Linked DNA regions of Homo sapiens: region 1 is linked to region 2. A link is an interaction called in ENCODE POLR2A ChIA-PET data of the cell type or tissue named here. Cell type or tissue: Panc1. All regions are shown on one strand.

Evidence for each region. Peaks named below come from ENCODE experiments on the same cell type or tissue, not always from the same donor. Only the 100,000 strongest peaks of a DNase experiment are listed, where the experiment ranks them.
Region 1: POLR2A ChIA-PET joins it to region 2 with 8 read pairs; 1 of 35 experiments calls an interaction of 5 or more read pairs at or near these places.

What each region holds. Positions count from the first base shown.
Region 1 is chr7:27,959,455-27,964,454 of GRCh38, forward strand. The region is part of intron 2 of JAZF1 (JAZF zinc finger 1); the gene reads right to left. Among named protein-coding and RNA genes, the nearest start is that of JAZF1-AS1, 220 kb to the right of the region's middle. In Panc1, no CTCF peak of the experiment used is centred here; a DNase peak (open chromatin) is centred at 2,007.
Region 2 is chr7:28,769,947-28,774,946 of GRCh38, forward strand. All of the region lies in intron 7 of CREB5 (cAMP responsive element binding protein 5), which reads left to right. Among named protein-coding and RNA genes, the nearest start is that of TRIL, 190 kb to the right of the region's middle. In Panc1, no CTCF peak of the experiment used is centred here; no DNase peak of the experiment used is centred here; H3K4me3 peaks cover 410 bases.

The sequences.
Region 1 (5,000 bases), 810 kb before region 2:
CATACTTTACACTGCTATTTAAGTTTCCATGTTTGTCATCTTGAGTATCTAGACCCACCAGTTATATTTCTTTGTCTCTTCTAAAGTACCTGGCACCCACGAGTATACAGTAACCATTCTCCATACAGAGCATATGTTACAGACACTCTAAAACTGAATTAACAGCTGGGCACAGTGGCTCATGCCTGTAATCCCAGCACTTTGGGAGGCCAAGGCAGGCAGATCCCCTGAGGTCAGGAGTTCGAGACCAGCCTGACCAACATGGCGAAACACCATCTCTACTAAAAATAAAAAAATTAGCTGGGCATGTTGGTGGGTGCCTGTAATCCCAACTACTTGGGAGGCTGAGGCAGGAGAATCGCTTGAACCCAGGAGGCGGAGGTTGCAGTGAGCCGAGATCATGCTATTGCACTCCAGCCTGGGCAACAGAGTGAGATGCTGTCTCAAAAAAAAAAAAAAAATGTGCAGATGAGTTTCTTAATCTTGTGGAAGTGCATGATACTCAGATCAGATGCCCTTTCACAGATGATAAGGACAGACTGTACCAACGTACTGGGGGTCTAAAATGAGGTTAGAGTGAAATACTGCTACCTTGCCACCTACTTTACTCAGCATAAAAATGCATTTAAATCCCTCAATTCTTCTCTCTGGAAAAGGTATACATCTGTGAGCACCTCCTAAGAGAAAAACGCAAACTTCAGAACATGAAATCTTCCCAGTTAGACTTGTTGTGCTTATTTAATTGAATGGCATTTTCACTGGAAAATTTTAATCAATTCATGTGTCTCCTTTAAATCACAAGACTGAAAGGACCCAGGGAATCCAGTAGTGAGAATTTACTCCTTTGGGGAAAAAACCTCTAAATGCTAATTTTTAACCTGCATATCTTTCTTGCCAAGGGCACTACGTTTATCTTGTGTGCACAATTTCTTTAGGTTACACTCACTTTGGGGTAACCCATGCCAAATGAACCCAGCAGGCAGACTTAGAAGAGAAGGCATTGTGTAAAAATGTAACAAGGATTGACTGGCTCTAACAATGTCTGACAGTCTTGCTGGTATATTCTTCAGTGCACAACAGGGTATTCTGTAGGAGTTAAGCTGTGGCATGAGGTGGAAGTTCAGCCTGGCTGCTGACATATTTTGGACAGCAGAGAGGGCTGAGGTTGCTGTGGTTGCCCTGACAATTGAGGGGTTGGCACATCAGCAGAATGAGAATTGGAGAAATCTGGCAAAAAGTAAAGCCACAGGAGGGTGAAACCTGGAGGAACAAAGCCTGGTTTCCCAAGCCACCCAGCAGGCTCAGGTCCGTGAGGCTCCAACTCATAACCTGGTGGAGGCTGCTGGGAGAAAAGTGCAGGAAGGTACGCAGACAAGGAAGGAATGGCAAGGGAAGCAGCAGAGGGGAGATGCTGAAGGTGGGCAGAACAGACAACAAACACAGCTAAGAATGAGGAGTCCAAGAGAAGCATGACAGGCCAAAGAAAACCCTGGGGTGTTATAGAGGGAGCATGTGAGAGCAGGCAGTGCAGAAGCAAATGGAGTCAATCAAACCTCTTCATCAAAATGGAAACACAGCATTTGAGGACTTACTGTTTGAACTTCTATGAGAAACCAGGACAATAAAAGCTGGCAGTTTTATTGCTTACTATGTGCCAGGCACTGTTCTAACTGTTTTACAAACATTAACTTATTTAGTACTTATAACAGTCGTTAGGGTAGCTATTACAACCTCCATTTTACAGATGGATAAACTAAGGCACACAGAGGTTAAGTAACTTGTCAAAGGCCACCAAGCTTATCAGAAGCAAAGATGAAATTTCAACTCAAGTAGTCTACCTCCAGAGTCTGTGTTCCTGGTCACTAAGCTATACTCTCTCCCACGGACCCACGACATGTAATTATAATATATGATGTGTATATGAAACGTAATTGCCTGAGGCAGGATTCTCAATTCCGACTGCTGCCCAAGGCTGGTGTGTGGGTGAGTGGCACAGGCGATGACTCAGACCCACTGATTGTCCCAGACCACATCATAACTGGGAGAAGCTGGTTTCTATTTGTCACCACACATATGCCCAGGAACTCTGGTGAAGACATTAAAGAGTTTATTTTTCAGGAAAATATTCTCCCCAAAGAAAGCTTACTGCAAGAGCCAGAGGTGGCAGGAAAGAAGGAAAAAGGGACAGGTTTTGCCAGATTACAGAAGAATTCCTTTTTGGATAAAGAATAGAATGCCGACTTTGATGCTAGCTGGACTTGTCCACCAGTCAATATAAAACAAGGAAACATTGTCATTTAAACAGTTCCAGTAGGAGCTCCGGACAGAGCAACACTGCATTTTAAGGGGGAAATTGTACACCCATGCCATGGTATTTGAGAATCTAGGGATTCATGATGCTCTCCGGATCTTTCCATCATGGGTATCAAAGGTTTACTGTCATCACCTAGAGGCAGAAGGCTATATGCTGGTCCAGGACTTTGGCACTGGAGAGACCTGAGTTCAAATCCCAGCTCCACTAGTGGTGAGTAACCTTTTTGAGCTCTGTTACCTTATCTATAAAATGAAGATGGCATCTCAGCCATAATAATAGATTATTTAAATAGTGATCATAAACACTCTTTGCTTTTTCATATCAACTTTTGTTTGATGTGAATTCTTGAGAGTCTTCATGTACAACAACACGATTCACTGCAGTATGGATATTCTCACTTAATTTATTGAATATTTACCAAAAACAAGACTAACTGTACACAAGAGGAAATACACATAGGTAAGAAGTATGAAATCATTTTCCTCAACATTTTCTGATTGTAGATGTGCCTTTGTTGATGTTATGTTAAAAAAGGGTAAAAGTGATCATAGTAATATTCAGGAAATTACCCTGACAACCATACCCATTAAGTGTTAGGAAGGCCAAGCCTCACAGTTCATATGCATCACTTATGAAAAGTTTATCCAACTGGCTCTCATGGCTGGGTGATTCACAGTCTTCCCCAATCCACAGAGAGTCAAGACTTGCTTTTCTAAAAACAGAAAGCTTTCATGCTAATCCTGGAATCTCTGAGGGACAAGAGAAGCCAAAGGGATCAGTCCTTGTATTTTATAAATGGTGGATACAAGTTATATTTGGAATCCCATATTGAATGCAGAACTAACAAATCCATAGAGGAAAGGCAGTAGGCTTTGCCAGCCCATAAATTAATTACCTTTAATGGCCAGGCTTAGGGTAAAAGCAAGAAGATATGCAAGGGCTTCCCTATCTGCTGCTTTCATTTTGTATTTAGTCCTGGAATTAAAATCACGTCTAATCAGCAAGAAAAGCAGTTGTTTTAAAAACAGTAACATGCTGAGGGGAGAATTTCCCCTGATATTCTAGGGAATTTGAACTTTGGCCCTTGCTGTGGAATAATCCTACATATGCCTTTCTGAAATACACTGCAAATCTTTTTTGTCCTTGTTAAATGAATAGACTGAAGCTCTGAAGCTTAACAGAAATGATCTACCCACTATCCCTCCTTTTAAAACTTCACTGTGTGGGGTTAGCATTCACCTGTTTAATAAACTCAGCAAGCTGAACATGGCAAACCTTCATTATTAGGGAATCTGAATTCCAAATTCAGATTGTGCTGCAAAGTTTAATTCTTTGGGATGGATTTTCTGTGAATGAAGGGGAATACATAATAATACAGAATTTTCTGGGGAATATGTTCTCATGTATACTACGTTACAATTTGGCATACAGCATTCTGCAAACATTTTCTATTTAAGTCAAGGACAATTTTAGGAGTATGGTAATAATCATGTTCCTCCATATCACAGTTAAATTTCAATTAACTTTAAATTGGAAACAATGTAGCTTTGGAGCTCTCTTTCCAACTGTTAAGAGGATCAGAGCAAATGCTTGGATGAGGAAAAAAAACTACTCTTTTATTTCATTCCAAATTCAAAATTGCCATGCTTGTTCCCTATGATTACTCATATTAAGTTATAATGGTAAATTGGGGGTAGCTGTCAATCCTGGGGTCTTGCACATTGTTGTGATGTGTCACAAACATTCAAATAATTGCACAAATGATAGCAAATGGATCAATGTTTGCAATTCCCCCCCCCCCTTTTTTTTTGGAGACAGGGTCTTGCTCTGTCATCTAGGCTGGAGTGCAGTGGTGCAATCACAGTTCACTGCAGCCTTGATCTCCTGGCCTCAAGTGATCCTCCTACCTCAGCCTCCCGAGTAGCTGAGACTGTAGGTGCACGTCACCACACCGGTTTTGTTTTGTTTTGTTTTGTTTTGGTAGAGGCAAGGTCTTGCTACATTGCCCAGGCTGATTTCAAACTCCTGGGATCAAGCAATTCTCCTACCTTGGGCTCCCAAAGTGCTGGGATTAAGGCATGAGCCAACATGCCAGGCAATGGCTCCATTTTTAATAAACTGAAGTAGATTGAAGATTAAAGGGCTGGATGTAAGCAGCACTTTCTTTTAACACAATTTCTTCAATGAAGAATGAGGACAACATCTGAATTGGTTGCTTATATACCTATATACCCATAATATAGTGATGGCAATTGTGAATTTCTCTAGTGCTTCCATTATACCCTCTTCCTCCAACATGTTTTGGGATTTAGTAAAAAGACTAAGTTTTCCCTTGGAAATGTTTAATGAATATTATCATCCAAAACACACAAAAATTGTTACAAAAATTGGAAACTCACTGGTAAATAGCATTGTAACATCTGTATCCTTTTTCCCCAGTCCAACCACTTCTGAGAAAAGGTTCTATGAAAATGATCTAAAGGGAAAAAGATCCATTAGGTGGATCTTTTTTGGAACAATGAAAAATGTTTGCTTCAGTGTAATTTATAATAATGAAAGCTTGTAAGCAGCCATCATGACGAAATGAAGGGCATGTTTCGGTGAACTCTATCTTATGGAATATTATGTGGCCACTAAAACAGTAATTTTGAAGATGCAGCAACATGGAGAATGCTCATGATACAAT
Region 2 (5,000 bases):
AATGGTGAAACTGGGATGGTTCTTGGCAATAGGCTCCATAGTTCTGTACAACTGTGTCCAGAGTGAGCCACTGCTGGCCCGCGACAGACAGGGAGCCTGAGCTCAGAGTGGAGCAGGCCCCTACAACAACTTCTTCCAACAGCCGCATTCCTGTCTCTAATGGAAAATTTAGTATAGAAGGTGAGAGTTATGAAAAAGTGAGCCATGAGGAAGGGGAGCCGGTGGAGAAAGGGGAGAGAAGAGTGGAGTTAATATGACAGGGCTTCAGCTTCAACTTGGTCTGTTTTGCCATCCAGAGCAGATCTGTGGCCACTTGGAGGAACAAGCTCATTGCAGTCTTTCTTGGGCATCTATGAAAGCCTGTAATACTGGAGCTTCTAGCTACTAGTAAGCTTAATCTCACCACTAGAGTTGGGTAGGGAAAGAGAAACAACAAAACCCAGAGCATTTCCACATTCTCTTATAATTCTACCAAGGAACATCTTTGTTGGCCAACCCTCCTTAGTAAAGTATGAGAAAGAGAAAGAATGGAACTTTTTTTTATATGAGTGGGTACATTTGTACCTTTCATCATGATCCATTTTTTATCTGTTAGTCCACTTAATGTTTTGGTTTTCATGACCAGAAAAATAACTAAAGAAAAGGGGAGAAAACCCAATTGTGGTAAAGACAGTTACATCAATGATCATGCTATGAATTGATCATCTAATGATGGTTTTTGAAGTGGGTGGTCCTTAAATTTTTAGTTGCGACATTAGCAGTACATCTTTTCTCTCACAAACTGGAGTGTTCACTCTTATGTTTAAAAAATATATATGTGGTGGTTACCAGGGGCAGGGGGATGGGAGAATAGAGAAGATGGTCAAAGGGTACAAACTTTCAGTTATAGAATGAATAAATTCAGATCCCATATGCAGCATGGTGACTACAGTTAACAGTACTCAAGGTATACTTGAAATGTGCTTAAGTGTTCTCATCATAAAACAAAACAAAAAGGGGTAACTAGGTGAGGTGTTAATTAAGTTGATTGTGGTAATCATGTCACAAAATATATATGATAGCAAATCGTCCTGTGGTGCACCTGAAAATCACAAAATTTTGTCAATTATACCTCAGTAAAGCTGTAATTTTTTTAAGTATGAAATAGTGGTAGAGCCAAAAATAAGAGTTTTGCCACTAATTAGTTTCTTTCTTTGAATAAATCACCCTACATCTCAATGCTTTAATTTCTTGCTTTGTTCTGTAAGGGTGTTTGGATGAACTGATCTCTGACACCCCAGTGGTTCTGTAAGCAGAGAGAAAAAAATGGCTCCATCTTTAGGGGAGAGATACAGGGCTTGAAATTCCAGGGTCACATTTTCAAGACTTTTCAATGAAAAAAATTCAGAGTCAGTTTACGTTCCCTCATCAAGGGAGCCACCTTAGAATAGGGGGATTTTATCCAATGTGTTTTCTGGTTGTCCTCTGGATGCTGCCTGATGTGGACACGGGATTCACGAGAAGTCTGGGGGCGTCCTTCCTCCATTAGGGCCCCTCATCCTCTTTAAAAGAAAGACAACGATGCCTTCCTCAGGGAGTCGTTGCATGAACACATGAGATGGTTCTTATCAGGCTCCCGGTACGTGTGAGGAGCAGGGCAACCCTTCTCATGTCATGATCTCTCTGTGTGGGGCATTTCATTTACAGCGCTACCCCTTCCAGAAACTTCTAAGTGTATTTTTAAATGGCAAGTACCTAAAACAAAAAAGTATCTGTATTGAGGTCCAGACCTGGCACTTCATAATGTTTAAAGCATCAGCTGCCAATTTGCTGTGCCTGTAATATCTAATTTATAGTTCCCCGTGGGTGGGTGGGAGGGTGGGGCCAATCTCTCAGGAGAAGACATTTTTCTTGTTTGTAACTTTTTTCTTTGGTCATTTAAAAAAGGTTTAGTAAGTGTGCTCCATAAACTCAGGGAGCATCCCAGCCTTCCTCTGTGTGGCTGATGTGTTGAGTCTCTATTTTCCCTTGGCAATAAATTTCCCATGAGGAGGAAAGTCACCTTTTTCTTCCTGGCCTGGTAAAAACTGGACAGCAAAGGGCAGTTGTCATTCTCTAAAACACTCCCACTTTCTCGGGCCACCACCTACCTTGGCTGCCCAGCCCAGACGTTAAGGGACATGGGATAGTTTCACTTATAAAATCCACTTCCTCAGAGAGAGCAGATACTGGTGGAGTTTCCTGAATTTGGCAGAATCTCTCTTTAGAGAGACTCTGCTTCAGACGGCTAGACACTTGGGACCTGTTGGCTCAGGTTTAAAAAATGTTCAGGTTAGTAGCCGAAAACCGCTGGAAGTTGGGGCAAAAGAGCAATGAGGGCTGCAGGGTGACCTGGGCAGCCCAAGGGGTGACTGCTTGAGGCAACACTGGGAATGGAGAGCAGGGTGCTCAGGAAGCCAGGTGGAACGGGGAGCCCAACTCACTACCAAAGGCTGGGAGCCCAGGCGCCGCTCGAGCCTCGCCACTGTTTGTTTTAGGTGAAGCAGAAATGGAAGAGCGGTGGGAGAAGGCGCGCCCAGCACTGAATAACTGGGTAGTGCAGGCATGAAATTGCCCGTTCATTCCACCAAAGACTTGAAAAGAAACAAGCAAAAACTGTTGTAACAAAGGAAACACAGGAAGGTTTTAAATTCTCTTTGAGAGACATTTTCAAGCTAAATGTAGTAAAATCCTCAATTATAAGTTTCATAGAGCAAAGCAGTAAAGCCTTTATAGAACACTAGCACTCATTTTTTGATAAACTAACTGCTATCTGGAGAGACTAAAAGACTTGTCCAGGCTCACTCAGGTTTAGGATGCAGAAGCTCACCTTTCCTGAGCAAGTCCTCCTTCTCTCATCTACTGCATTTTGGGGCGGGCAGAGTAAGGAAAATACTTGGATTTAAGTGACACTTGTGCACCAGCTCTGGCCTACCACTTTGCTACTTGGTGGTCATAGGCAGCTCTCGTAACCTCCTAGATCTCAGGTTCATTGCTCTAAAATGGGCTGCATTGTATCTAATGTATGGGTTATTGTAAGGATTAAATATGTGACTACAAGGCAGGGTTTTCGAGAGCTTTAGACATTGTTAGTCTTATTTTCAACATGTAAATTCCTCCTTTAAGCGCCCATTCAGCATTTCCTTTTTAATATCTGTTTTTTAAAATTAATACTTTCTTAAATAGCTTGGTTTCCAAAAACAAACAAAAAAAAAATCACTTTAAGACTGTTTGTTTGACTATGTGGAACTCTACCTACCTCTATTGCCAGGATCTTTTGTGCAGAGCAAAATTTTTTCAAAGCTAGGACCAAATATATAACATATATTTACCCTTAATTAGGAAAGTAAAATAACCATGAAGAACTCAAGGAAGTAGTTTTCAGGTCTAAAGCTTAAGCATAATTACCTAAAGTTGGTTTCCAGTTTTAGAGCTATTCTTATAAATTATTAATTAAAGCTTTTAATAACTGAAGCTATTCCAGATAAATAGTATATTACAGCAGAAGTGGGCAAACGTTTTCTGAAAAGGACCATATAATCAATATTTTAGGCTTTGTGAGTCAGTCATATGATGTCTGTAAGAACTACCCAAGCCTACCATTGTATCACAAAAGCAGCCATACGTGATACCTGAATGAATGGGCATGGCTGTGTTCCAATAAAACTTTATTTACAAAAACAGCTGGCCATAGTTTGCCAATCCTGTCTTAAAGAAACCCATATCTTTCTGCTTTCCCTGTTTGGAATGGTTTTAATTGTCACCCCTGTCCACTGAGTTCACAGTATTTCAGACCAGCCCCTAATATGGCTCCAACCAGGTTAGTGACTTGAAGGACTTAGGGAACACTTAAATTCAGGGCTAATTTTTAGTGAGGAAAGTTGGCCAGTAAGAGCCTTAGTCACTTAATCTTTTCCTAGCGTCCTTCATTTCAGTTCCCATGCCAACGCTTTACAATGTCGAGGTGGATGGAGGTGTGTTTTCCAACATAAAGACTTCAGCTGGAATATTGCCCAGGTCATTTCTCTCCTATTTCCCTCCATGTAGAGGTTGTTCATTAACTAATAAACTTGTAGAGGAGAGTTTCGTACTCTTGACTACCAAGGAATTCTTTCATCTTTCTTTCCTTCTTTTAACTGAAAGGTCACCAGTATGAGTTATTTTTTATGTTGACTTAGCTTCTATTTCATAGTTGCTGTTTAGACTTGGAGAGTTTTCTGTTTTCTATCAATAAGTTGCTTTCACATTTCCAGAATTTCAACTGGTGGGTAAAACCAATGGCTACTGCAGGTAGTAGTCTAGACAGAGCAGGAACAATAAATAACTCAAGTCCTGTCCCATTTTTCTGCATTCATTTGTCAGGGCCATGTCACTTCACTCACTCCGGCCTTCATTTCCTGGGCTAATAAACAGTACTATCAAAGGCCAAATACCATTCACAAAGTTGTCTATGGGTCCTTTTAAAAGGCAAACTTGTCCTCAGCTTCTCTTCAAACACCCTGTGTGCTCTTCCCAGAATCCTGCATTTACAGTATGGACATTTGTTATTCTGAGACTGACTGTTGCCATATGGTATTACATAATTATTTTCCCTTTAGGTATAATTACAGAATTGCCAACCCTTCGACTCTGTTTTGCATTATTTCACACGTATTTTCTAGTTTTGATTTAGGTCTCTGCATGGTATGCCATAAATCAGCAGAGTGGGGGTGGGTAATGAAAGGACATCAAAACACAGCCCCCACTGCTATAGAATGTTACTCAAGTGACACTCCATAACTCAAATACTGCAAACCATGGGGTAGCCAAAGCAGGGCACTGCGACAGTATGAGTTGTTTTTGTTAATAGAGATGAAATTATGGGTGTAACTAGCTGGCAGTCCTCAAACAGACTTCAGCAAACTGTTTACTCAGCTGTCCTCAGGCAACAACTTAATACTTGTGGATAAAATTATTCTCCCACCATCTCCCAAGTGGTATAG